Regions from separate parts of the Mus musculus genome. Here regions 1, 2, 3 and 4 are each linked to region 5. The links are chromatin loops, found by intact Hi-C in ENCODE. Cell type or tissue: gastrocnemius. All regions are shown on one strand.

What was found. Peaks named below come from ENCODE experiments on the same cell type or tissue, not always from the same donor. Only the 100,000 strongest peaks of a DNase experiment are listed, where the experiment ranks them.
Region 1: it touches region 5 in a loop (3.0-fold over the local background); 16 of 42 quality-filtered maps call a loop at or near these places.
Region 2: it touches region 5 in a loop (5-fold over the local background); 22 of 42 quality-filtered maps call a loop at or near these places.
Region 3: a loop joins it to region 5, with 2.3 times the contacts of the local background. A loop is called at or near these places in 8 of 42 quality-filtered maps.
Region 4: it touches region 5 in a loop (13-fold over the local background); 31 of 42 quality-filtered maps call a loop at or near these places.

Annotation. Positions count from the first base shown.
Region 1 is chr5:64,286,921-64,291,920 of GRCm38, forward strand. The region is part of intron 14 of Tbc1d1 (TBC1 domain family, member 1); the gene reads left to right. Among named protein-coding and RNA genes, the nearest start is that of Gm38634, 32 kb to the left of the region's middle. In gastrocnemius, a CTCF peak has its summit at 2,523 (motif pointing right); DNase peaks (open chromatin) are centred at 2,505 and 4,903; H3K27ac peaks cover 3,244 bases.
Region 2 is chr5:64,501,831-64,506,830 of GRCm38, forward strand. Gm52815 (a long non-coding RNA gene) reads left to right here. Exons shown (of 3, transcript XR_003955927.1): 3 at 1,601-3,950. Among named protein-coding and RNA genes, the nearest start is that of Gm52815, 8.6 kb to the left of the region's middle. In gastrocnemius, no CTCF peak of the experiment used is centred here; DNase peaks (open chromatin) are centred at 1,904, 2,184, 3,597, 4,520 and 1 more place; H3K4me3 peaks cover 1,496 bases; H3K27ac peaks cover 3,393 bases.
Region 3 is chr5:64,596,369-64,601,368 of GRCm38, forward strand. All of the region lies in intron 3 of Gm3716 (predicted gene 3716), which reads right to left. Among named protein-coding and RNA genes, the nearest start is that of Gm3716, 12 kb to the right of the region's middle. In gastrocnemius, no CTCF peak of the experiment used is centred here; DNase peaks (open chromatin) are centred at 2,959 and 3,795; H3K4me3 peaks cover 864 bases; H3K27ac peaks cover 3,469 bases.
Region 4 is chr5:64,864,494-64,869,493 of GRCm38, forward strand. No RefSeq gene overlaps it. Among named protein-coding and RNA genes, the nearest start is that of Gm31889, 13 kb to the right of the region's middle. In gastrocnemius, a CTCF peak has its summit at 2,340 (motif pointing left); a DNase peak (open chromatin) is centred at 2,336; H3K27ac peaks cover 1,884 bases.
Region 5 is chr5:64,380,396-64,385,395 of GRCm38, forward strand. It overlaps Gm43837 (a long non-coding RNA gene), which reads left to right. Exons shown (of 3, transcript XR_003955925.1): 2 at 3,132-3,249. Among named protein-coding and RNA genes, the nearest start is that of Gm43837, 4.9 kb to the left of the region's middle. In gastrocnemius, a CTCF peak has its summit at 2,236 (motif pointing right); DNase peaks (open chromatin) are centred at 572, 768, 1,330, 1,668 and 1 more place; H3K27ac peaks cover 3,176 bases.

The sequences.
Region 1 (5,000 bases), 93 kb before region 5:
AAACCAAGGGGAACTAGAGGGTGAACAGTGAGATAGTGTTGAAGAAACCTATCTAAGGAGGGGTTACACTGTACTTACAAATGCACTGTCTAATAAAGCTAAGGAAACATCTTCAATGTGTCTGCCTCCCACCCGTGCTATGGATAGAACCCAGGTCCTTGCGCGTGTCAGGCAGCTACTCTACCACTGAGCTGTGCTCCGGCGGGCCCCCTCCCCTTCTGAGTTCAGCAGTGACTAGTTGAAGTTTTGTGAGACTGACAAGTTTAAATTAGCAAAGTCTGAGAGGGCTAGCACTGCTCCTGAGCCTACAAAGGGTTGGTACATCTCAGATGGTTAAATGAAATGCCGCACTCACCACGTGGAAGCAAAGTTGTATAAATAGGAAACCAAGTTCTATCCAGCTGTGACGAGACAAGTGTTTCCACAGCGAAGCAAACAGAGACTGTGAAGGGAGATGCTAAAAGCTGCTTGGTGGCTGAAATATGAAGCCCAGGGCTTACTGGTACTCCCACACAGTAGTGGCTGCTTACCATTGTTGTCTCTGAAACCCAGGGAAGCCACTGGCTCTCTGGGTGAGGGCTCTCAGCACTGAGCACTTGGAAGGACCATACTTGGTAAAGATTCACTCTGTCCCGGGTGGTATGGCAGAGGTGCTAGTAAATCAGAGTGAAGCTGTGGCAGGCGGAGTGTGCTCATCCGAGGGCTAGGCGGAGGGCACGCAGACACACTGCTTTCTCTGAGTAGAGGACAGCGATGCTCCACCTTCGAATTAAGTCTCTGGTCTTCAGAGCCTCACTGTTGTCCCTACCACAGACAAGTGGGTGGCAGTACACTTGTCCCTGGGCAAAGTTATGCACACACTTGTCTCTTAAGTGGTTTTGTCTGTGGATTTCACTAGCTTTCATGAGATTGGGGTCCTTTGGTGATCTTGTTGAAAGGTGGATTGTTGAGGTGGGACCAGTTGCATCCCAAGCTCTGTCTCTGAAAGGCTTTCTTTCCCACTGATACTGCTGTGAATAGCCCATTTTGAGTAGTTAGGGCATAGAGTAAAGCAGCCACAGTGGGTATGATATGAGTCTTCCAGGCCTAGCTAGTCTCTGGGCCTCTGCAGTCTACACTCAGGGCTCTCCAAGGTCCAAGAGCCTCCAATAATCTCGGTTCTCAATGAATTTCTTGTTTTCTTTGTGGTGGCAGGAACGAAGACAGGGCCTGCTGGGCCAGTGCTCACCACTGAGCTGCCAGTGACCTTTTATGAGAAGGATGCGTGTGTAAGAAAGCAGGGTGCACTGGAGAACAGTGATACCGAGTAAGCGGGTAAACATGGACCTGGGAAAGCAGCGGTCTACTGGCATCCTCTGCAGGCAGGCTTTGCCCAGTGCTGTGTTCCAGAGATGCACTGTCTACACAAGTCTGCTTTCCTTGTCGAGGGCTCTCTCCTCATTGTCAGGACAGCAGAGGATGCTGGAAACCAGCTCTTAACTAGCTAGTCTGTGCTGCGTGCCCTTTAGTTTCTTTTCTCAGCGTACCATATGAAGGAGAACTCTTTGTCATTATGAAATAATTTTTAGGCAGCTCTCCACTTGGAACAGAGAGAATCTTTTTGTTCTGTTTGTGCCAGGGAACAGTTTTAGCCTTCATTTAGTTCTTTTCATTTAAGTATTTCATATCACAGTGTGCATTTTACCAACAATAGATGCCTTCAGATTTTGACATGTTTTGAAAAGGGGAAGGAAACTCTTTTTGGCATAAATAAGAGTGATTTATTGACTTGAAGCCCTTTATGTGAGTATATAGTCCAGTAAAGCCAAGGCTGAGAGTTTTGTTTTGTTTTGTTTTGGCTTATGAGTACAGCTGGGTCGGCCTAAACCCTGAAGAACTTTAGGTTAGATAGCACATGAACCAAGAAGTAAACGTTTAAGGCCAGACTAAAGCGCGTAAGGGATCTTCGGTGTGACTTCTGTGTTACTGTGCAAAAGGTGGGAAGCACTTAGTGGCTGATTTGTTTTCAAAAATTGATTTACCTCGGGGAGATTTTAATGGCTAACATAAGTGAAATAATGCAAACGCCGTCTCCATCTCTGCATTTTCTCTTGATCAGGAGTGCTTGTCTTTCACTGGGCACGGGGACTTCATTGTTGAGACTGGGTCAGCCAGGCTGCCCCTGAGCTCACTGTATAGCTGATGCTGCCCTTGAACTCTCGAATCTCCCTCCACTTCTGAGTGCCGGGGTGCCACAGGTGTGCCCCCGTGCCTGATTTTTGGTGGTGGTGGTTTTTGGTGCTGGTAGCTTGTCTTTCTGGCTTTTGTGTTGTGTGTTGTTTAGTGCGGAGGTTGGACTAAGGGCTGCATGCCTGCGGGGCAAGTACTCAACCATATGGACTTTATCCCTGGTCTTCTGGGGAGATTCTTAAGTACCCAGGCTGTCCTCTCACAGGCCAGACTCATGTGAGTTCTCCAAAACTGGGATTGCTGCCACATCAAGACCAGGCAACCTCGGGTGACTGGAGAGCCTGTCACCACTTGGTGGCAGTGTTTCTCCCTGGTCTTGGTGGCTCTGCTCTCCCATCCCCAAGAAAGAGCTTGCTTTCTTCCCCAGTACTGTTGTGTTTGAGTTAAGATAGTTGTCCTTCTGCCCACTTGTAACTTATTTGAATAGGGAGTTGTGGGTTCTGTAGGACTTTATGGGACTAGTCTCCCTTTCTTCAGGGTTTTATGGCAACGGCAGAAGCAGGTAGTGTCCAGTTGACAGATGTGATTATTTTTAATTTCTCCTCTTTGAGATGGGTCTGGCTCTGTAGTGCTACTTGGCAGCCTGTGCCCTAGCCTCACAGATACTGGAGTTCCAGGCATGTGCCACCTCCCCTGGCAAGATTGGTTTTCCTTCAGTTTTATTTAACTTTGCTTTTCGGTGGTGAATAAAGATCTGTCTTGAGATGGAGTTTTCAAACCAAGGATTTGATTGTTCATGTGAAGTTTTTGGTTTTTTGGTTTTGTTTTGTTTTTTCTTCTGTTTTGTGTTTGTTTTTGTATGTGTTGTCTTTGGCATATCATCCTAGAAGCCACTGTGACTGGCCTTGGCTGGCTGCTCCTGCCTGCACTTGTTAACACTGCTAAGGCAGCCCTGTCAGCTTTTCCTGATGCACCTCTGGAATTCAGACAGCAAGTTCGACCACTTCTGCTTGCTAGCAAGGCTCGAGGAGTAGAGCTGAGGCTTCTATACTGCAGTGTGGGAGCTGGGGGTCCTGGGAGTCAGGTGACCAGGACTTGATTGCAGCATCCAGCTGCCAGGGACTTCCTCCTTAGGGTCAAGTGACTGCTCAGAGCATGCCCCCAGGACAAAGTCCAAAGTGGACGTTTTGATTTGTCATTCTCATTTTAAATTTTGTGGCGAGGACAGGGTCTCACATAGTTCATACTGGTCTTGAACTTTGTGTAGCTAAGGCTGTCCTTGAACTCCCAATCCTGTGAGTACTGGAATTACAGATGTGATTTTCTTCTCTAGCTTAATTTGTTACCATTCAAGGTTTCAATAAGCTGTTGAGTTTAAATAAGACAATGGCAAGAAGTTTACAGTGTTTTCAGGGGAATCAAATCTGTGGACTTAGTGCAGTCTGGTCTGAGTATGACCAGCACAGAGGCTCCATGTCCTGTAGGTACTGTTCTGTACCCCCAGCTTTCCCTCCCGTGAATGTCTGCTGACAGTTCCTACTGCACCAGCCTGCTGGCCCCGAAGCTCTACACCCTCTAGCGTCCCTAGGTACAGGGATGGCCCCGAAGGGGAGGGCAGCATGAGCTCTGGGAAGGGATTCTTTCCTTGGAAAACACAGTTTATTTTTACTTACAAAGCAACTCTATTGAGATATATTTTGTATACTGTACAAATCACCCATTTAAAGCCCACAGTTCAGTATTACTATTTTTAGAGATGCAGTCAGAGTACTGAGCAGCTATTACTATAGTAATTACTGTAGTACAAGTTAAAAATCCTTAAATCACTAGATAAAGAATTTTCTAACCATCACTTCTCAGTCCATTGTCCCCACCCCTAGCTGACAGGCAGCCACTAATCTACCATGTCTCTGCAGATTTGCTTATCCTGGACACTTCCTGTAAATGCATCCACAGAATTTGTGGTCCCTCTGCTGGCTCCTCCCACTTCTCATGATGTTCTCTAAGTCTTGTGTCATGTCAGTGCCTTATTCTCTGATGGAAACTAATGCTCCGACCTGTGGACATGTTACATTCTGTTTAATGTCTCCCAGTCAGTAGACAATGTGAGTTGTTTCCACCTCTTGGCTATTAAGAATAGTGCTGTTCTGAGCATTGATGGAAAAGGGGTTTTGTGGATGATCATTAGTCAGCTATAGGATGGAACACAGGACCCCCGATGGAGGAGCTAGAGAAAGTACCCAAGGAGCTGAAAGGGTCTGCAACCCTATAGGTGGAACAACAATATGAACTAACTAGTACCCCCAGAGCTCATGTCTCTAGCTGCATATGTAGCAGAAGATGGCCTAGTCGGCCATCATTGGGAAGAGAGGCCCCTTGGTCTTGCAAACTTTATATGCCCCAGTACAGGGGAATGCCAGGGCCAAGAAGTGGGAGTGGGTGGGTAGGGGAGCAGGGCGGGGGGAGAGTATAGGGAACTTTGAAATGTAAATAAAGAAAATATCTAATAAATTTAAAGAAAGAAAGAAAGGAAGGAAGGGAGTTAGGACTATGGGTGTGACACCATGGTAGAGGTTTGCCTAGAATACATGTGAGTCTGGGTGTGATCCCAGCCCTGAAGAAAAAAAAAAGACTTTAATTGTGAATTGGTGCAGAAGCCCTTCCCGTGGGGAGAGACTGCACTGCTGACGCTGGGCTGGTTCTGCCAAGCCAGAGCTGGAGGAGGCACTTAGGTTCTTGCTGTGGGCTGGCCTTGTTTGCTTTGCTTTCACTTCAGTCTGATTCTCTTGGGTACTGGTACTGTCCTCGTGAGCTCATGGGAAGCCTGATCT
Region 2 (5,000 bases), 120 kb after region 5:
GCTACCAGCTGTTGTGCTTCTCCTCTGGGTGTTGAGAAAGATTTGGAACGGAATTGGCTCCATGGGGGATTTCCGGGAGCAGAATCCCTCCCTCCAGTGGCACTCAGCTCCTGTTTTCACCTTGTGAGGAGGAGGTGCAGGCAAAGCCACACCCAGCAACACAAATGGGTCTGAAGTGTTTGTCACAGCGTCCCAGGAAAGGTGCCAGGCCATATTTAACAGAAACAAAGAGAAAAAAAAAATTAATCCAAGGCCATCACACCCAAGGCCCGGGCAGACCTTAGAGAATAGTCTCTATCTCAAAGCGTAGGTAAAGAAAACCTGAGTCCAAGTCACAAGCAGTTTCATAGAATCTAGGCATAGAGGACTGTGACTGGAGGGAGAGCTTCCCTACCTGGGATTTTATAAAGATGAAAGATTTGTTGGAACCGCAGGGCCATTCTCCATAATGAAGACCATACTGTATTTCATATACAGAGGCCACAATGAGTGATCACACTCCGGGGTCTCACACTGCCTCCCTCGTGTCACACAGATGAGGAACGGGACATGTTCCCAGACTGGTGTGGCTTGGTTTTTCATGATAGAATGGTGTGAGGACAGCATTTTTGTAGGCAGGTGGACACAGTCAAAGGTACAAAGAGGTGACAGCGATGTCAGTTGTGTTCTCTTGAGAAATAGCTTTCGAGTCAGCCATGGTGGTACATGCCTGCACACCCAGCATTTTGGAGGTAGAGGTAAAAGGACTTCCAGTTCCAATCTGGTTTGAAACATCGACTAGGAGGCAGAGGCAGGTAGGTCTCTGTGAACGCAAGGCCAGCGTGGTCTGCATAGTGAATTCCAGGACAGCAGCGCTATGAAATGAGACTTTGTCCCAAAAACAATAAGCAAAAAGTAAAGGCTAGAGTCTATTGGTCCATTTTGTGCTGCTCTAACAGAATCCTCACAGACTGGGTAATTTTCCCCCCCAAGACTGGGCTTCTCTGTAAAGCCCTGGCTGTCTAAGAACTCACCCTATAGACCAGGCTGGCCTCAAACTCAGAGATCTTCCTACCTCCCTAGCTACGGAGTGCTGGAATTAAAGGCATGAACCACCACTGTCCTCTTCAGACTGTGCAGCTTTTAAGAAGAGAGATTTTTTTTTCACTGTCTAGAGGCCAGGGACTCCTTGATAAAGGTATTTCATCAAGGGCTGCTTTTCATTCTGGGTCATTCTATGGCAAAAGGCAGAAGAGCTAGAGATTGCATGGGAACAGCCATGTGAACAAGAGGCCAGTCGTGTTTTTCTACTAAGTCTAGCACTCCTGCCCTAGTAACCCACTCCTGCAGTGCAGCACTCTCTTGTCCTAATGATCTAGTATCAAGCCCAATGCCCCCAACTAATGAATGGAGGGAAAGCTCTCAGCACATGAAATTGGGGGGGGGGGAGGGGGAGGCACACTCAAACCACAATAGTATCCTCACTTCCATGCAAGATGTTTCTATAAATTTTTGAACAATGTTTCAAGAATGTAGCTTTGTTTATAAGTAATTTTTGAACAATGTTTCAAGAATGTAGCTTTGTTCATAAGTGGTGCTTTTGTGTTTTCTTTTTACAAAGGTGAAGTTAAAATGAAGCACTTAGGGTAGATCCTAGTCCAGGGCCTTGGGAATCCAGACAAACACAAAAGGGTGAAGACACAGAAATCAGACAAGTAAGTACAAGGCAAGGAGAAAGTTCTGGAACAGATCATCACTCTCAAGCCTCAGACGTGCACAGACTCTCAGCTTTCCAGCATCTATCACCCCCAAAATGGGAAACTTCTGCCCTTGGCTGCACTTTGTTGCAACAGACCTGGCAGAAGTCCAAACAAGACAAAAAGCTGATTCTGCAGCCTACCCCTGCCTGCCAGCTGATCGGCCTTGTTCAAGCTGGAGAACCTCTGGAGAGTCCAGCTCTGTATGGGGTTCTTTCTTCCGAGCAAACCCTTAAGCTGTGGGAGGGCTGGATCTGTGTGATCTGACCTGTACCTGTCCCGGGCTTCCTTGCAGCTCCCCTGAGACAGCTTTTCCCTGTGAAGCTAGCCAGCAACTCCCATCAGTAGCAGGCAAGAATCCCAGGACTCACTCGACGAACCAGCCTCGTCTGGCTGGATTCTTGAAGAACATATGGAGTCACCCTATTCCCCTATAGCAGCTTCAACTCTCAGGTTCTCTTTCTTGTAGCCCATCTCCTGGGTCCTCGGTGGTCCCTGGGGGTCCCCGGCAAGAGGCAGGTTGTTTAGGCCAGCCAGATACCACTTAAAGAGACCCAATTCAAAACATAACCGTGTGCGACTCAACTTACGGTCAGGCTCTGAATCTACAAGAATTTCATAAACAAGTAACATTTAAAAAAATGGTTATCGATGAAGGAAAAAAAGAACCTGAAGAAATCAGATGATGTGAGGGAGGTTTAGGCAAGACCTTTCAGGTACAGTGTGTTCTAAAATTTGACTTTTGAATTGTAGAAATAAATGACCTATTAAAATAAAATTTTAATTTAAAATGTGCTCTCTACTTAAGAGGGTACCCGAGTGTGTGTGTGTGTGTGTGTGTGTGTGTGTGTGTGTGTTTTTGCATTGGAAACACACCCAGTGTAATTTGTAAAATAAATACATAATAAATAGGTTAAATGTTTATTTTGACTTATGTTTTCAAATGCCAGTTGTTTAATTTACCATGAAGGATTGCTGGCAGACCCATCATCACTGGTACCGAATACGGCATTCAGACCTTGACCTAGGCTGGCCTTCCCAGGAAACCAGCTCTGTGGCCTTGCCCTCTTCACTCTTCCCATCAATACCACAGGCTGACTTCTCCTGTTGACAGGCGCATGGTCAACACACACACACACACACACACACACACACACACACACACACACACACACAGAGGTTTCCATTGCACATGCACAGTGGGAGGTCATTGGCTAAGCGGTTTCAAAACACACAGCCTAAGTCGTGGCAAGATCCAACCTTAAGAATGCGTTTATTTGATTCCATGTCACTGTACCATATACTTGGGCTACTCTAAAGAGAGACATAGGTCCCCTTTCCCCAAGCACTTTACTTGGAGAAGTTCAGGGCCAGAAAGGCTGCTGTCTTCTTCCTCAGTCCTAGGGCAGAAACTTCCATGAAAGCTGGTGAGGTGATGTTCACCCGCATCTTTTTTAGACCCTCCCCTCCTTACCTTAAACCGCTCCCCCACCCCCCACCCCCCAAGAAGGAAAAGACAAAAGAATGCTATAACATTTTCAAGAACTAAGCAAGCACAACAGCCAGCACTGTCCTGATTGGTCCCGTCGCCCCTGTTTTCTTGTGCTATAGAGAATATCTAAGGGTTCGTCTCCTCTAAACAGACGCTTGTAAGGAAAGTTTAACACAATTTATAGAGCTGTAAAGTTCTTGGTATGGCCCTCATTGGAGTGCTTTCTCACATTCCCAGAAGTAGCCAATCTACCACGTGGCAGAGCTGCTAGAGGAAGGGAGGGAGCCAGCGGGGCCCTGAGCTGCCCGCAGGAGCAGCAGCAGCAGCAGGGCAGGGCGGCTCCCAGGAGGGCGCAGGCGTGGCGGCCCCTCCCTGCCGCGAGCCCATGCCCGCCCACTGCCACCGGCGAAAAGGAGGAGAGACCTACATTTAAAAAGGCAGGAACCTACTAGCTCCAGAGCTCCTACAATGCCGAATGAGAATTCCTATTTATGAGGTCAAACGGAGGTCAAGAATTATCCAGTCATCTCTAAAACCCCCTACTTAGGGGGTCAAGCCAGGCTGGCAACCCATGTTAGCTAAATAGAACTTGATCTCCCGAAAGCCTAAAACTGCTTTATTTTTTCTTTCTTCCTTTCTTTCTTTCACTTTTTTACTGTTTTGCCAGAGATACGGGTTGGCTTTTTTTTTTTTTTCTGTTACTTCCGGTTTGTGGCTGAACTTTCTTTGCCTTCCTTCCTTTTGGGGTGTGGGAGGGTTAAGCTGCTTCAAAATAATGTCCACTTAAATATGTTTTTAAAAATGGGAGAGAAAGAGGAGCTGGGATAGAAAGAAGAGGAAAGGAGAGGGAAAGGAGGGGGAGGCAGGAGAGGGAAAGAGGATGTTAGAAGAGACAGCACACAGTAATTTTGTTTATGTTATAACATTTAGCACACTCCTATTCATGGATGTGTTCCACAATTATGCTGTGAGATGCACAATGTCACTGTGTTCAAAGTACAGGTAAAGAAGCCGAGGCTCATCAAATCCTGGAACTGTGACCGACTCTAACCCTGAAGTCCTTGCGTTCATTTAACCCTTTAAGGAAGGGTACGGAGGTGTACATTCATCCTTTATTACAAAGCCTATGTCTGATATGGAAAAAGAAAAGCTTTATTCGGAACCTTTGGAAGAATCTTAAGACTATGATTTCGTCTTTGGTCACTCCTTTGGAATTTTTTGACGCGGGCATTAACATGGGCTAAGGTGGTCCTCGCAGCCCCACCCACGGGCGCACTTCCAGCTTCCGGCAGCAGGGGGAGCATGTGTGCAAGAGGAGGAAAGGTGCACCCGGCAGGAAGTGTCAGTGCATGGTCTGTCCTTAGCAGGTCCAGGCTAAGAATACATTCATTTTTCTCCTTCAACATTTAGAACCAGTGGCTGCAGGCTTCTCTACAGAGATTCATGCTTCCTCGTTTGTAAAGCCGGGAAAACAGTTCTGGGACTTGTAGAAAGAGGTCTCTGCTGCATCCAAGGGAGGAAAAAAAAATCTCATGAAGGAGCCAGGCTTGGCTGCTGGCTTCTGTTGAGAAAGGAGAACTCAGCAAGCAGGACAAAGGGCCACCCTGAGTGCAAGCAGCACAGGACTTCTCCCGTTGACTTCCTGAGACCACCTCAAGGCTTGGAAGCTGCGCTAGTTCTGGCTTCTCCAATGGTACAGGCTTGGGTCTCAGGCACCTGTAGGTGCTACTCACATGGCAGAGCCCGTGAATTATGGCAGAGCCCGTGAATTT
Region 3 (5,000 bases), 220 kb after region 5:
TTGGATCCCTCTTTTGCTCATATGCAGCACATCCAGGGATGCTATGCTCCCATCTTCCATCTCCTGGAATCTGCATCTTGCTCTTGCAAGTTGTGTGTGTGTGTGTTTGTGTGTGTGCATGTGTTGCGTGTTAAGGTGTCTGGGTCACACAGAGAAAACTGTCTGAGAGGGGGGAGAGGTCAAGGTTACAATGAATATTTAATACTTGTGCATGCCTATGCAAATTACGTAGTCATTAATGCTTACCTGATGTAAAATCAAAGCTAGTGGCTGGCTTAAATCACTGGCAAATCAGGATTTTCCTTCTCTCTCCTGACAGAATACTAGCTTTGACCTGGGAAGTTATTCACTGCTTGTAAAAGTTGTTAGTAACACATGGCCCTTGTGGCTCGTCCCATCTAACACCCTGTGTACTCGTAACTGTTGTCTAGGGGGTAATCAGATGAATGTTTTTTTGGTTTTGTTTTGTTTTTTGTTTTGTTTGTTTGTTTAGTTTCTCACTTCTACTCTAATAACTTCATAAGGTTCTTCTATTCTCAATTTCTATAATTCTTACATTGCTGCTTACCTTTAAAAACAAAACACCAAGCAACAACAAAAGCCAGTCACACACAATTGTGTATTCAAGGAATGACAGCTACGTTTCAATTCCAAGTTTAGTTTTAGAGCCGTACAGCCAGTGAGGTTCCAGGAGGCAGAGGATTTGCAAGCCAGGGTGACCAGTAAGAGCATGGGTCTAAAAAGTCTCTGTCCAATAGAACCCTCTGTGATAATGGTGTGTGCTGCAGACATTGGTGATATACCGCTGTGGGATGATTGATGGCTGCTGTCAAGGGAGAGACTGAATTTTCAACGGAATTTTAACGCAAAAGCTCACTGTGTTAGTGACTGCCGAATGGGACATCGAGGGATATTCAGACTTCAGCTGATTGTGGCTAACCACCATTACATGCTCACAGGTCTCACTCTGGTCTTCTGATTTTCTACAGAAATTTGATTTTTCTTTTTTAAATGAGGACGTCATAACTTTAAAATACCAAACAAGTCTAAAGAAGAGCACCAGTGGTTTCATCTGGGTCAGTTGTCATCTAGTGCGTCAACTTAGGTCTCATCCACTCTTTCCCTTCTGTAGCCTGTTCCCTCTCTCCTGCCAGCGTCAGCCATCAGCAACATTTGCATCAGCCTCTTCTCCCAGCCCACAAAGCTGGAACACCCACTGCTCCATTGTTCTAGACTCTGATCTCTGTCTTCACAATTGTGCCTTGACCTCACCTCAAGAATCTACCCTCACCAATGAGACGACTCCAGTCACCTGTTCTCTTTGTAACTGACCCTTCTCCAGTATCCCCCAAGAAGATCTCTGTACTGGCTGGTTTTGTGTGTCAACTTGATACAAGCTGAAGTTATCACAGAGAAAGGAGCCTCCCTTGAGGAAATGCCTCTATGAGACCCAGCTGTAAGGCATTTTCTCAATTAGTGATCAAGGGAGGGAGGATCCATTGTGGGTGGTGCCATCCCTGGGCTGGTAGTCTTGGGTTCTATAAGAAAGCAAGCTGAACAAGCCAGCGGGGAGCAAGCCAGTAAGTAGCATTCCTCCATGGCCTCTGCATCAGCTTCTGCTTCCTGACCTGCTTAAGTTCCAGTCCTGACTTTCTTTGATGATGAACAACAATGTGGAAGTGTAGGCTGGATAAATCCTTTCCTTCATAAACGTGCTTTTTGGTCATGATGTTTGTCCAGGAATCCTGCACAAACCCTGACAAAGACAACCTCTCTGCTACTCTCCAGGTCATATAGATAAAATCCCTACATGTTTTTTAGAGTCTTCAGAACGATCATTTGCTTTACAGTTTAAGTTCTCAGAAGGGAGAGAGTATGCCTGTGGCAGGTTTATTCGTAGAGTAGCTTTGTACAGACTCTCTAAAACGGCAGTTCTTAACCTGTGGGTTGTGATTCCTTTGGGGGTCAAATGACCCTTTTAAAGAGGTCACCTAAGACCATCAGAAAACATAGGTATTTACATTACGATTCATAACAGTAGCAAAATTACAGTTATGAAGTAGCAATGAAAATATTTTTATGATTGTGGGGTCACCACAACATGTGTTTTATTAATTTATTTTTATTTCATTTATTAATTAAAGGGTTTTAGCCTTAGGATGGTTGGGAACCACTGCTTTAGAACATAATACATGGTGAGAAATAAATTTTATCTCAGCTCAGTCCATACGTCACTTATACATTTACCTTTAAAGAAGAGTCTCACAAAGCCATACAGCTTTAACTCTGTGCCTTGCTCAGTGAGGTTTTGTTTTCTATTTTTAGTTTTCTATTTCTTTCTACGTTGATGTCAAGGTCCACGAATGGAACCCAGTCCGAACTCTGGAACCTTGCTACCAGGAGTCCAGCCCATGCTGACATCCAATCAGTACTAACTAACTACCCAGAACACCCTTGGCCATTTCCTCTGAGGACTCTCAACCTCCACCTGCCTCTCCACCCTGCAGACTTCTTCAGAGGAAATTGGAGACCAGGACAAATGTGATTCTCTAATCTTTCTGGAATCTTCCTAGTCCCCACTTAAAGAACTTCATTAGAGTCAGAGTGCACTTCATAGGAAATGATTTACATTGGAAAAAAAGATGAATGTCTTTTTTCCTTGCCTAGGATAGTGAACTTCCTGTGATTCAAAATCCTTTTCATGGGTAAAGGTCACTTTCTAACTTATGTGCGGCATCTGAGTATGTTTGGTTGAAAAGGGTGTGACTCTCAAAGCATTAATGGGGTTTGCAGACAGATGAAAAACAAAACAAAACAAAACAAAAAGCCACCAAGCTTACGACACACTTAAAAGGGGAATGACAAGAATCACACAGTTGCAAAGTGACACAAACACTGCCAGCGTGCCCTGAACCATGAAGCCAGCCCACCTGATCCTGCCTGAGAGAGGAAAGACTCCCATGGGACATCTGATCAGGAGCACAGCATGTGGCCTTGTGGATTCTTGTGGGCCTTTTTTTTTTTTTTTTTCTTTTAAATCAAATCTGTTGTGAACAAAGACAAAATAAATATGATGTTTGTTCTGGAGACACTGACTGTCCCTTACGGAAATAAAAGATTGGTGACCATTTGCCCTCCCTAGTGTAGCAGATAGCAGCTAGGGTATAGGGTCTGACCAACATAATATACCTGGTCTCCCAACTCCGTTCCTGTCATATGATTGATTGACTCTGTGTGAGTCCAGAGTCACTCAGCTATGGGTGTTTGCTCATCTGTAAAATACAGAGATTGGCACTATTCTTGAAGGTAACTCTGACATGGAATTAACGTGAGGAGCTTGCAAAGCAGTCATGTCTTGTACATAGGCTAAGATCCATGCGAGCACTTATTAAATGAAGTCTAATTTATGATGAAAACTGCAGTCTTCTGCCCTCCAGTTCAGGGCAGAGGAAATAGAAATCAACCTTTAAAAAGCCTGGGTTTCTCTCTTCTCTAGCTTTCCTTTGGGGGCAACCAGCCCTTGCCTTTCAGGTTGAGTGGCACAGCACTCAGAGAGGGCCCCGCTACTCAGGACTCGGTGGGGAGTTTTTCCAGCTTCTTACTGCAAAATCTTCCTTCCTTTCCTCAAGAGAAAAAGAGCTGTTCTCTACAGAAGAAACACAAAAGGGGCCAGCTGGAAGACATGCTAAAGCGAGAACCCTACATACACTCAGATTCTACGGGTGCGCTGCTTGCTGATGTAACGGCCAAGAATCAGAAACCGGAAGTAGAAACGCTGAATGAAAACAAACCATCTGGGCTGAGCTACCGAGGGAGCAAATGTCTAAGACCCTCATTGGCGGCTGCTCAGGCTTCGTGAGCAAGGCAGGAAGCAGACGATTGTGAAGCCTGTGAAGGTTTCTGCTCCCCAAGCTGGTCGGGGGTGGGGGTGGGGGGATGCTAAGGTAGCAGATCACATCCTTAAAGATCTAAAATTAAGATCTAATAAATTAAAGATGAAAAAATCTAAAATAATAACAAATAAAAGGTTGCTTGCCCATCTGGACATAGATCTGATGTCCAGGTGAGATAACGCACGGATGCCATCTCTGTGGAAAAATAATCAACTGCTTTAAAGGAAGCCAAGGGTGGGATCTCGCTTCCTGGACTGGGGTAGAGAAGGGGAATGTGTGAAATACACAAACCAGAGCTGCTGCTGATACCCCAAGGACAGACACGGCTGGAGGACCACCCAGTGTCAGCTCAGAAGAAGGGGGACGGATAAGCTAAACCCAGCCCCCTGGGAATATCAGCATACCAGACAGAGTTTGAGGAAGAACAGTTAAAAGCCATATGGTCGAAACGTCTTTCTTAAAAACTGGCTGGATAAAACCTGCACAAATGAATGGTTATATGTGTGCAAAAGTCCATGGAAAGGGTTAAAAATAAAAACAAAGGCCTGTAAGTATGGTCTCAGCTAATCAACTAAGAACTAAGTAATGCATCTCATATTCACATTCTGTCTCTGTCTCCCCTCCCCCTCCCCCGGCTTTATACTCCATGTGTAACCTGGACTGTCCTTGAACTCATAGTCTTGCTCCCAAGTGCTGGTAATATGCTTAGCTACATGGGTCTCCTCTAAAATAAAAAGAGAGACGGCTCAGCAGTTGAGAGCTGCTGACTGCTCTCCTGAAGAACCTGGGCTCAGTACCCAGCACCTACACTGACACTAACAACCATCTAACTCCAGTCCTAGGGCATCTTATGCCTTTTGGCATCCATGGGCACTCTGCACATGCACAGACATACATGCAGGCACACATACACACATAAAATAGAGATAAATAAATCTCTGGGAAAAAAATAGAAGTTAAAATGGGAATCTGGGGTTTAATGAAGAGCACATTTATTCTTAAGTTTCCTGGAACTCTGAATCTAGACATATTATATGGGAGTATATGTATCCTTGTGTATATGATCATATCACACACTCATGTTTAACATGTATGGTTTCTATCTAT
Region 4 (5,000 bases), 480 kb after region 5:
TCTGTCTGAAGACAGCAACAGTGTACCCATATAAATAAAATAAATAAATCTTTAAAAAAAAATAGTTAATGTGGGCACCAAGACTCTCACGAAGCCCCCTGGGGCTTACTTTTTAACATGACAGGAAAGCTATGGAGGGCCATGCTGAGTGAAGTACCTTCTTGGTCTGTTACCCTATTATTGTGTTTGGCAAGTGAGGGAGTCAGGGCATTAGTTACTCTACCGCAGAGCCAGGCCTCAGCAGACACCACCAGCCACTTCCCCACAGTCAGTCAGACCTGGGCCACTGGGTCCCCTGCCTTGTTGCTTGGCAGCTTTCTTCAAGGCCTGGCCTGGGCAGCCACACCCAACATTCTCACCACACCCTGTAATTCTCGCCACCCAGAAGTTCTTGCCACACCCTGCCTGCTCCCGGAAGGTAAACAAGGCCTCCAAAGAAGGGCTGCATTGTGTGCTTGCCCTCTTGGCCTTGGCTCTGGAGGCCCCAAATGGGCCTTTGACTTACAAACTCTGGCAGATCTATAAACAGTGACTAGAACAGAGGCCCTCCTGAACTTCAGCTGACCTCCAAGCTGGTCGGTTCTGAGGGACAAGTGCCTAGGCACCTGACTCCAGTGAGCAGAATTTCTACACCACCCAGAAGTGGGGGGAGTTTGCATTTGGGAAAGATAGAGGGAGGGGTGTCATGCTCCCTGGGGAAGACTGAAGTTTGGTCGTGTCACCCAGAGTAGAAGAAATTGCTGGGACATCAGTGAAGACCTCGGCAATGAGAGATGACAAAGTTCCTTTCCATGGAGCCCTGATTTGCACAGATGCAGCCGCTGAGGCATACAGAGTGCTTGCCCTGCGTCCCCCACTAAGCCTCAGATCCTTACCTTATTTGTGGATCATGCTGAGGGCGAAGCTCACTGTTTTCATTTCGCTAGTGAGGAAGCTGTGGTCCAGAGCCAGTAAGCAGGCTGCTCAGGGGCTGCTGATGAGCCCACAAGAGGAAGAACTAAGTTCTGAACCTAGCCCCTGGCTGGAGGCTGCCACCAGGGCAGCCTGTGAGTTAACACTGAGTCCACTTTCTTATGTCACAGGATGCACAGAAAAGGAGTCACTTTGGGGGTGTCTTTGTCTATTTTGACTGCTGCAATAAAATGTCGCAAACTTAGACCCTTTACAAACAACAGAAATATGTTGTTGAGAGTTTGGGAATTTGGAAGTTCAAGACCGAGGCACTAACAGATCTGGTATCTGCCCACCTGTGGTCATGGGGATGGTTCATGCTGTGATTGTTCCAGCAAGAAGAGGCGGGACACCACGGCCCCACCCGTTCAGGACCTCAGTACCTTATATCACCTTGTGACTTTCGTACATGGGCTTCATAGGATACAAGTACACTATAGCAGACAGACTGCTGAGGATCCCCCAAAATTATCAGGTCTCCTCAGAGTAGCTGGGTCATGTGCAGAAGGTTGGCGGGACTTTCTTACAACCAGAAAAAAAACTTGGCCCATTTGCCCTAAAAGCTCTCGAGTGGCGCACGGCTTTAATCCTAGTCCTTGGGAGGCAGAGGCAGTCTGATTTCTGAGTTCAGGTCAGCTTAGTACAGAGGTCCAGGACCACAAAGACTAACCCTGTCTTGAACACCGAAAAAGAGGGAGCTAGAGAGATGACTCACTGGTTAAGAGCACTGGCTGTTCTTCCGGAGGACTCTGGTTCAATTCCTGACACCCATGTGGTAGCTTATAGCTGCAACTCCAGCTTTAGGAGATCTGGCACTCTTACACAGATGTACATGCAGGCAAAACACCAGTGAACATAAAATAAAAACAGATCACACTCATTGTTAACTGTGTGTACCGAAAGGGTAAAGAAATGCAGAGATTCCCCTCACAGAGACTCTATGCAAGGGGGAGTTCTGTATCTGACCTCCAGTGTGGCCTTCCAGGATTGTCCCTCTGAGGTAATTTCCTGCAAAGGATGTGACAAATACCCCTAGAAAGAAAACTCCCTAACACACAGGTGTGGAAGGCTGAATGCCCCAAACCCTACTAAACACAGGGCTTTGCTCCATACCGTCAAGCGTTTGCAAGTCAATGGGGAGCAGGCTTTCCTAGTGTAGTGTCTGGGAATAAGCCTCATTTGTTAGGCTCTTGGTTAAATGCCCCCTTTTCAAGTCCTCCAAGAAATATTCTGAAACATCAACTTACTTGTTCCCATGGATCTTTCCTTCAGTTAGTACGCTAGAAATATTTCAAGACTAATGGACAAAGGAAGGTTTAGGATCCGGGTTTTTTTTTTTTTCCAAGTGGGAACCCACATAATTTAAGTCATGGGTGCCCTCTGCTGGAGACCCAGGAAAAAACAAGGACTCTAGCAAGAGCTGGGCTTTAAGGTCCTCCCTCCTCTTCTCCATGGCTCCTCTTCCTGTCCTTGGTTATGGTAGTGAAGCTTAGTGAGGAAAAAGCTGGGACATTGTGAGCCAGGCTGGGACATCAAATCCTGGCTCCTTGTGACTTTGGGTTATTGAATCTGTCTTTTACCATCCTTATTTGAAAGACTGGGATGGAAGTTAGAGCCTATCTCTCAGAACACCTGCAAGATGTAAATGAAAGACTGTCCCGGACACTAGAGGAAGGGCTGCATCAATACTAAGTGGAGTACTCCACCCAGAGAGAGGAGTGTGCTACCCATGCATGCTCTGGTGGTTGCTTTTATGAATGGCATCATCACATTTTTTTTTTTTTTGACTAATGACATCTAAAAGAAATCTTTCTTCCCCTGTCTGAACCCCCAAGGGTCACTCTCATGGCCACGAGGAATTCTAACGATTTAGGAGTCATCAATAGGGAGGCGCCGCTGAGAGGGCTCCAGCAGAGATAACAGAGCACACAAGTAATATCGTCCATCAACCAACGTCCAGTGACTCAGCTGTGAAGCACTCCTGCTTTGGCTCGGATCACGGAGCCTTACCATCATTTGAAAGGGATGAAGGAAGTCACTCACGCTCTTGCTAGCAAAGAAAAACAGATCAGGGTTCAGGTCTTCCCCAGATAGCAGAGCAGGCTTTAGACAGGCTGGTGACACTGTGTCCAAACAGTGCAGCAGGCAGGTAAGCCTAGAAGGTAGATTTTGCCATGGCGATGGTGTGGCAGGAACAGCTTTTGAGCATTTTGCGTGGAAAAATTTCACGCAGACATACAACTTGTGCCAGGCCTTTTCTAAGCCTGCAATGAGCCATCTCTGACATTCCTTAAGCCGGAACTCTCCCCACATGCCCACCAGAGCACTAGCTAGCCTCTCCACTTACACTCGCTGGGTGAGAGAGTGGGGAGAAGCCTTTTGTTTCTGTTTCTGTCTGCCCAGATCTTAGCTCAGTGCCTGACACAATGGGCATGTGATAAGTATTGACTGTATGGAGGGATGGATGGACAGACAGACAGATGGGCTTGAATGAAGGGATAGATGAACAGATGGGCGGATGAAGGAAAGAAGGGAAGAACTGTGAGTCTGCCTCTTAGTTGCTTTGCTGCTACTGTGAGACAAGAGAAATTGAGAGAATAGGGGCTTATTTCTGCTCACTGTTGAAGGGTTCCATTGAAGTCAAGAAAGAAGCTCACATCACATACATAGATCAGGAAAGCAGAGGGACCAAACAGGCTGCTGCTCCAGTCCATGTATGCAGTTCAAAATCCCCTACCTGGGAATTGTCTTGTCTGCAGTTAGAAGATGGGCCTTCTTAATCAACCAATCAATTGATTATTACATTAATCAAGATAAGCCTTCCTAGGCACGCCCAGGGTCTCCTGTCCCAGGTGATTCCAGATGCTGTCAGCAGGACAATGAACACTCACCATCACAGCCAGGGACTGGGATGCTCTCCCTAATTGAAGAGAGAGAGAGAGAGAGAGAGAGAGAGAGAGAGAGAGAGAGAGAGAGAGAGCGCAATTAGCATCCTGGAGTGGCCCAAGAACATGGGCTAGTGTTCTGAGTCAAGAAGGAGGAGGCTTTGGCAGTACTGCTGAAGGAGACTCATGGCTGACAAAAATCTCAGAGGTCAGTCAGGTGGAAAATCACTGTGGAAGCCACCCAGAGTTGATTTTTAAAAGTCTAACTTCATTGCTGTGGATTGAATATGGCTGCCCCCAGGACTCAGTGAGTTAAAGGCTTTATCTTCAACTTGTGGGATTATTGGGAAGGGATAGAGACTTTAAGAAGTAGGACCTAGTGGGAGTTTTCAGGTCACTGGGAGTTTGCCCATCTTTTCCCTTGTCTACCTTACCATCAGGTAAGAACTTTTACTCTGTTGTGGGTTCCCACCACAATGTACTGCCTCACTATAGGCCCAAACTCAGCTGACTGTAGAGCAGAACCTCAGAAGCAAGGAGTCAAATGCACCTTTTCACAAGTAGCCATCACAGACAGTTGCTATAGTAACACAAAGCTGACTGGCACTTTGGGGAGGCATCCCCCTCCACGGTTCCAACTTTATGTCCCCTTGTGAAGTCAGCATGATTAGTCTACAGATCAGAAGACTGCTTTCAGAGATGCCAAGCGATCTACAATGAGTGGTAGAGCCAGGATTTAAACTGCTGGCCTCAGTGTTTCACTATGGTTACTTGGAAGAGCAGCAAGGACAAAGCTATGGCAAACATTGCTCCAACAATCAGAATCTGTTTCTCTCTCCCATAACACCTATGGTAGAAATCCCTGATCTTCTTCAAGCTGGCAAAAAGAAGAGATCTCTGCAAATCAGACACAGGCATGGCACATAGCTCACCATCACCCTTTGCCTGGAACTCAGCAACTTAGCCAGTACTTTCCAGAGAACATAGCTGCAAGGGAGGCTGCAAAACAGAATGAAGCCCTGTGCTCAGGAAAAGAGAGCAATTAGTTGGGTGCATAGGAACAGTTGCTGTCAAAACCCATATCCAGCAACGGATCAGAAAGTCTCTAGATTTGAGAACAGAGCTCAAGCATGGGGTAAATTTTTACTGGTAGTTCAGCAAGCT
Region 5 (5,000 bases):
TTTAACTATCCCTGCTACCCACAGCTGGAGTCCTCTGATTCCACATCTGGAAGCTGACCCGCATCTTTGAGAAGTGGTGTGAATGGCTGCCCGTGACTCAGTGGCTTTGGGACAAGAAAATCCAGTGTGAGGAAACTGTACAGGCTCAGCTACACCAGGAGGACCTAAAGGCAGAGTAAGGAATTCCATTCTGCCAAACACAGGAACATGTTCTGTTGTTTGGGGCAAGTGGGTGATCACTCAGTGACAACCACAGCCCTATGGGGCTCAGCCCTGTGTTTCCCCTGCAGCCTTGAACTCATGGTGGGAGCAAACCAGCTGGGTTAGCCTCCTGCCTCAAGCTTGCTTTCCTCTGAAGTGTGTGGGAGAAGCAAAGGTTGGAGCTGTCACCCCGAGATCTTATCGATTTCTTATGAATTTTGTTCTAGCAAAAGGAAACAGAGTAAAGCTAGCGGGTCCGACTCACGAAATCCAGCTCTCTATATCCTGATGCGGAAGTGAGTTGGGTCAACCAATTTCCTGTTTGGGTCTTTGACAATAAAGCTGTGGGGTTCCCAGGCGACAGCTGGCTTCAGCCAATGGCCACTCTCTCCTGTGAATTCCCCTATTGGCTCTCTCTCTCTCTCTCTCTCTCTCTCTCTCTCTCTCTCTCTCTCTCTCTCTCTCTCTCTCTCTCTCCTCTCTCGCTTGCTCTGAGCATGGGTGGAGGCAAATGAGGAATTACAAAAAGCAGCAAAACCCATGGCTTGCCTGGAGCCATTTACTGCTAAGTGGGCACTGCGCATGCTCAGAAAGTGGTCTGGATGTCAGTTACTTCTCCAGAGGCCAAGCTGGGCTGAGCCCCACCCACATACTGTGACTGTCAGAGAGACTCACACCTCCAAGAAATGTTAAGAATGGTGGTGAAATCTGTCTTTCAATCGACCCTACCAAGGCTCATATATTGCCGAAAGAGCCAAGGAATGTTTTTAGGGAAAAATATTATAAGTGATTGTTTCCTCAATCAAAATTTAATTACTCGTTCATTGAGACATTTCAATATCTGTGCTAAGTGCTACGGATTCCAAAATGAGTAACAGTTAGTAGCCTGCTCTCCCAAGTCTTCCCCCATATTGTGAGGAAGATAGATAAATAGGAATGCAATTTGGGCGGGGGGGGGGGGGGGGGATGTTTGCTACCAGGAGTGTTTGTGAAATGCTCAGGGCTTCCAGGAAACAGTGAGGCTGGCACAGAAATGATCTTGCAGGAGAATGCAAGGCCCTCGGTGGATGAGCGGGTATTCCAGAGGGGAGGCTGCAGCTTTCCAAGAACTGCACTTGAGAACCGTGACAGGGCTGAGATGACTGGAAGCAGCAGCAAGCCAGGGACAAAGAAGGAAGTGGCTCACGCTGCTGAGAATCTGTTTATCTGGGAGAGGCACTCCCCTAACCAACCTGCGTCCAAAAACAATGCACACTGGCAAATGCCTGGGTCTCTGTCAGGGCGACCATGCTGTTTCTACAGCTATAGCCACTGCTATCTTCCGTTTGCTTGATAAAGCCTGAAGATTTTTGTAAAGACTACTCCTTACAAAGTCATGGCTTTCCTGGAGACTAGTCAGGGCATGATAAACCATCACCGCGGAAAATATACATACTTGCTTCATAAAATCTCAACATTTCCCAGACAACCCCGCCGCTAGCTGTTCATCCAGTCCAGGTTGGCAGCCCCCTGTTTGGCCTTAGCCTGATGGGGAACAGGGATGACTTTATCCGGCAAGCACAAGATGGGGAGGAGAGGTGTTAATATGAGCACAAAAAAATAAAAAAAGAAAAAAAAAAGAAAAGAAAAAAGAAAAAGAAAAAAGGGGTGCCTCCAAAAAGTCTGTAAATAAGCGAAGCCCTATTTTGAAAACATCAAAGTGAATACCAAAAGATTCTGACAAGCAACATTTTAAATTGTTACAGAAAGATAAGACTACAACCCTATACTACCATGGTTCTGCATTCTATCTTCCTGATCCCAGGCCTGGGCTTTGAACCCAAGGAACACACTCAAACTCTCAGACCTGTATTTGAGCAATCCCTGGTAATTTCCGTGAAATCTGGACCTGTACATTGCTGAGTGAGTTCTTGGAGCTGTCCAGGAACGTGTCCAGGAAGTAAGGGCTTCACACCGCTTTCCTGAAACCCATCCTGCTGGCCTGCCCTCTCTGCCTGGAGGAATTAGTGTTGGCAGTGACCCAGATATTCCAGCAGGTGGCACTCTTGCTCCAACCAGGTGTTTCAGAAACGTGGCCACTTAGCCAAACTAGAGAAATGGAAATATGGGCTATTATATTGTGTCCTGAGCAGATATGACGTGATCTGAGAAAGGCTGGAGAATATTCTGGAGAATGTAGAGCCATGAAGGACCTGACTCGTGACCACAGGCTGTGTTGTGTCCTCAGCGGGGGAGAAAAATGAGATTCTTAAACCCTGTTTGCTTCCCTGACAAGTGTAAACACAGGTGACAGGGGAGAGGAATATTGCATTAACAGTGGCATCTAGCCTGATGGTAACAGGCACCAGAGTCAGAAAGACCTGGAATATTGGGTCTTTTGCCTGCTGGCTGTATTCTCAGATGATTGACTGGGTTAGTTGCCACGCCTGAGTTTCTGGTCTTTTGCTAGAGATTTTTGTAGCTAGACCCTGGAGAGTCTTAAATAGATGCCCATATCGCCATATGTGTTGTAACCGGTACATAGTAAACGGTCAATGAAAGAGGTGTTACTGTGGAATTTTAGGCAAAAGCCCTTGAAGCTGACCTGGGTGGCTATCCTCCCAGACTGTGGTATTAGTTAAGGAGGTGACCTCAGAGTGACCTGGAAAAATATCTTGATAATGAACCATGGCTTCAGGAGTCTCAGGGCAGAAGAATTTCCCACCTGGATAGAATTTCACAGGTGTGATTTTTGAACCAGGAAATCAGGCTGCGTTCCTGGGCTCCCCAGCAGAGCACGGTCTCACCCCCAGGAACTTGGAAACATCTGACCACCAGGTGACTGATCCTACTTAAGCTACACATTGTTGTGGGAAGTATCCAATGACAGGGATCTGTAGCAGGGCCTTCCCATTAACCAGTTTGTGTCCTCTTTTCTGAAACCCTCCTAGATGGGTCCCTGTGACCTCTTCTTCAACAGCAGCGGCCGGAAGAACAACAGCTGCTGTTCATAAACATTGCTTTACACCTCCTGTCAACCATTGGAATTTGTCGCTGCTTTGTTTTGAGGTATGCTATACTTACATTGTATAGTGTTCAAGCTTTGCCAGCAACTCATTGTGTAGCCAGGATGACTTGGGAGTGTTAGAATTACAGGCACAAGCCACCAGGCCTGGCTCTGAGAAGTACCTTAATAAGTACCGTATCTATACTGCCTCATTTATCCTTTGAAACCACCTGGAGAGGGGAATGAACCCATTTTACAGATAAGTAAACTCAGGTGCCAGGAAACATTACCAGGGTTCCTTCAGCCAAGAATCAGTATAAACTTAATTTTGACTTCCAAATCAATTAGTTAATCGTCTGCTGATAGTGTCTTAGTCAGGGTTTCTATTCCTGCACAAACATCATGTCCAAGAAGCAAGTTGGGGAGGAAAGTGTTTATTCGGCTTACACTTCCACATTGCTGTTCATCACCAAGGAAGTCAGGACTGGAACTCAAGCAGGTCAGGAAGCAGGAGCTGATGCAGAAGCCATGGAGGGATGTCCCTTACTGACTTGCTTCCCCTGGCTTGCTCAGCCTGCTCTCTTATAGAACCAAGACTACCAGCCCAGAGATGGTCTCACCCACAAGGGGCCCTTCCCCCTTGATCACTAATTGAGAAAATGCCCCACAGCTGGATCTCATGGAGGCATTTCCTCAACTGAAGCTCCTTTCTCTGTGATAACTCCAGCTGTGTCAAGTTGACACAAAATTAGCCAGTACAGATAGGATGTGCCAATGGAAAACACCATGGACAACTGAAGTTTCTTAGAGATTGCGAGGGTCTTGGGAAATCTGAATCGATGCCCTTTTGGTGAAAATATGGACAGATCCCACTTAAGTTGAGCATAGCACATACATATGACTTTGTAAGTGCTGTGGGTGAGGTCCATGAAGCCATGACAGAGATTGGAATCTATACTCTTGCACCCCACAAGCCTCTGGGATTCCCTGGAGAGGAGGTCTGTGCTAGATTCGGCACTAAGTTCCTTTGTGGGAGCTGGGGTGGGGCTGGGAAAAGCTGGTTGGTCGGAATGGTCTCCCTTTTCAACGGGAGACTGTGGAGCAAAGGGATCAGTTTGATGTTAAAGGCGATTTTCCAGTTCCAGGGAAATCAGACCCACATTTGGAAGGGATTTGGAGCACTCTCCCTGCCTGAAGTCAGCCGGAGAACCCTGAATGAGTTTCCACTATGCATGTTTGGGGATCCTCTCAGTTCCTACCAGTTCGCTTCAGCCTAAAACACTTCCTCCATTTCCAGAGGGTCTTCTGTTTTAGAAGGAATCAGTTTTAATTACTCAATTAGGGAACAAGCCCTACTCTTGGTCTAAAGCCATTTTGTCAGATTAGCTCAATGAAAATTAGTTTTATAGTTACTTAGTAACCTTAAACTTTTTTAGTAGATATTCTGTTACAAATCAGTTTCAAACAGTGCACCAAGGCTCAGGGTGGAGGTCAGAGGGCAGCCCAAGTGAGTTGGTTCCTTCTTTGTTCCCTGCGGATTTACAGAACCCAGCCTGTTAGACCTGGTGACCGGTGTCTTCACCTCCTCAGCCATCTTGTCAGTCCTAGCTCACCCACAGTGTCACTGAGGTTTACCAATTCAGTCAGAAGGATGAGAATTCACTTAGTACAGACAGATTTTTTTTATTATTTAAATGGAAATAAACCAAAGTAAAGTAATAAAAAATAAAATAAAAAATCACCACAGTTGCTTGGGGACACTGAAGCATTGAAAGATGTTTTCTATTTTTTTTTTTTTTTTGGTTTGGTTTTT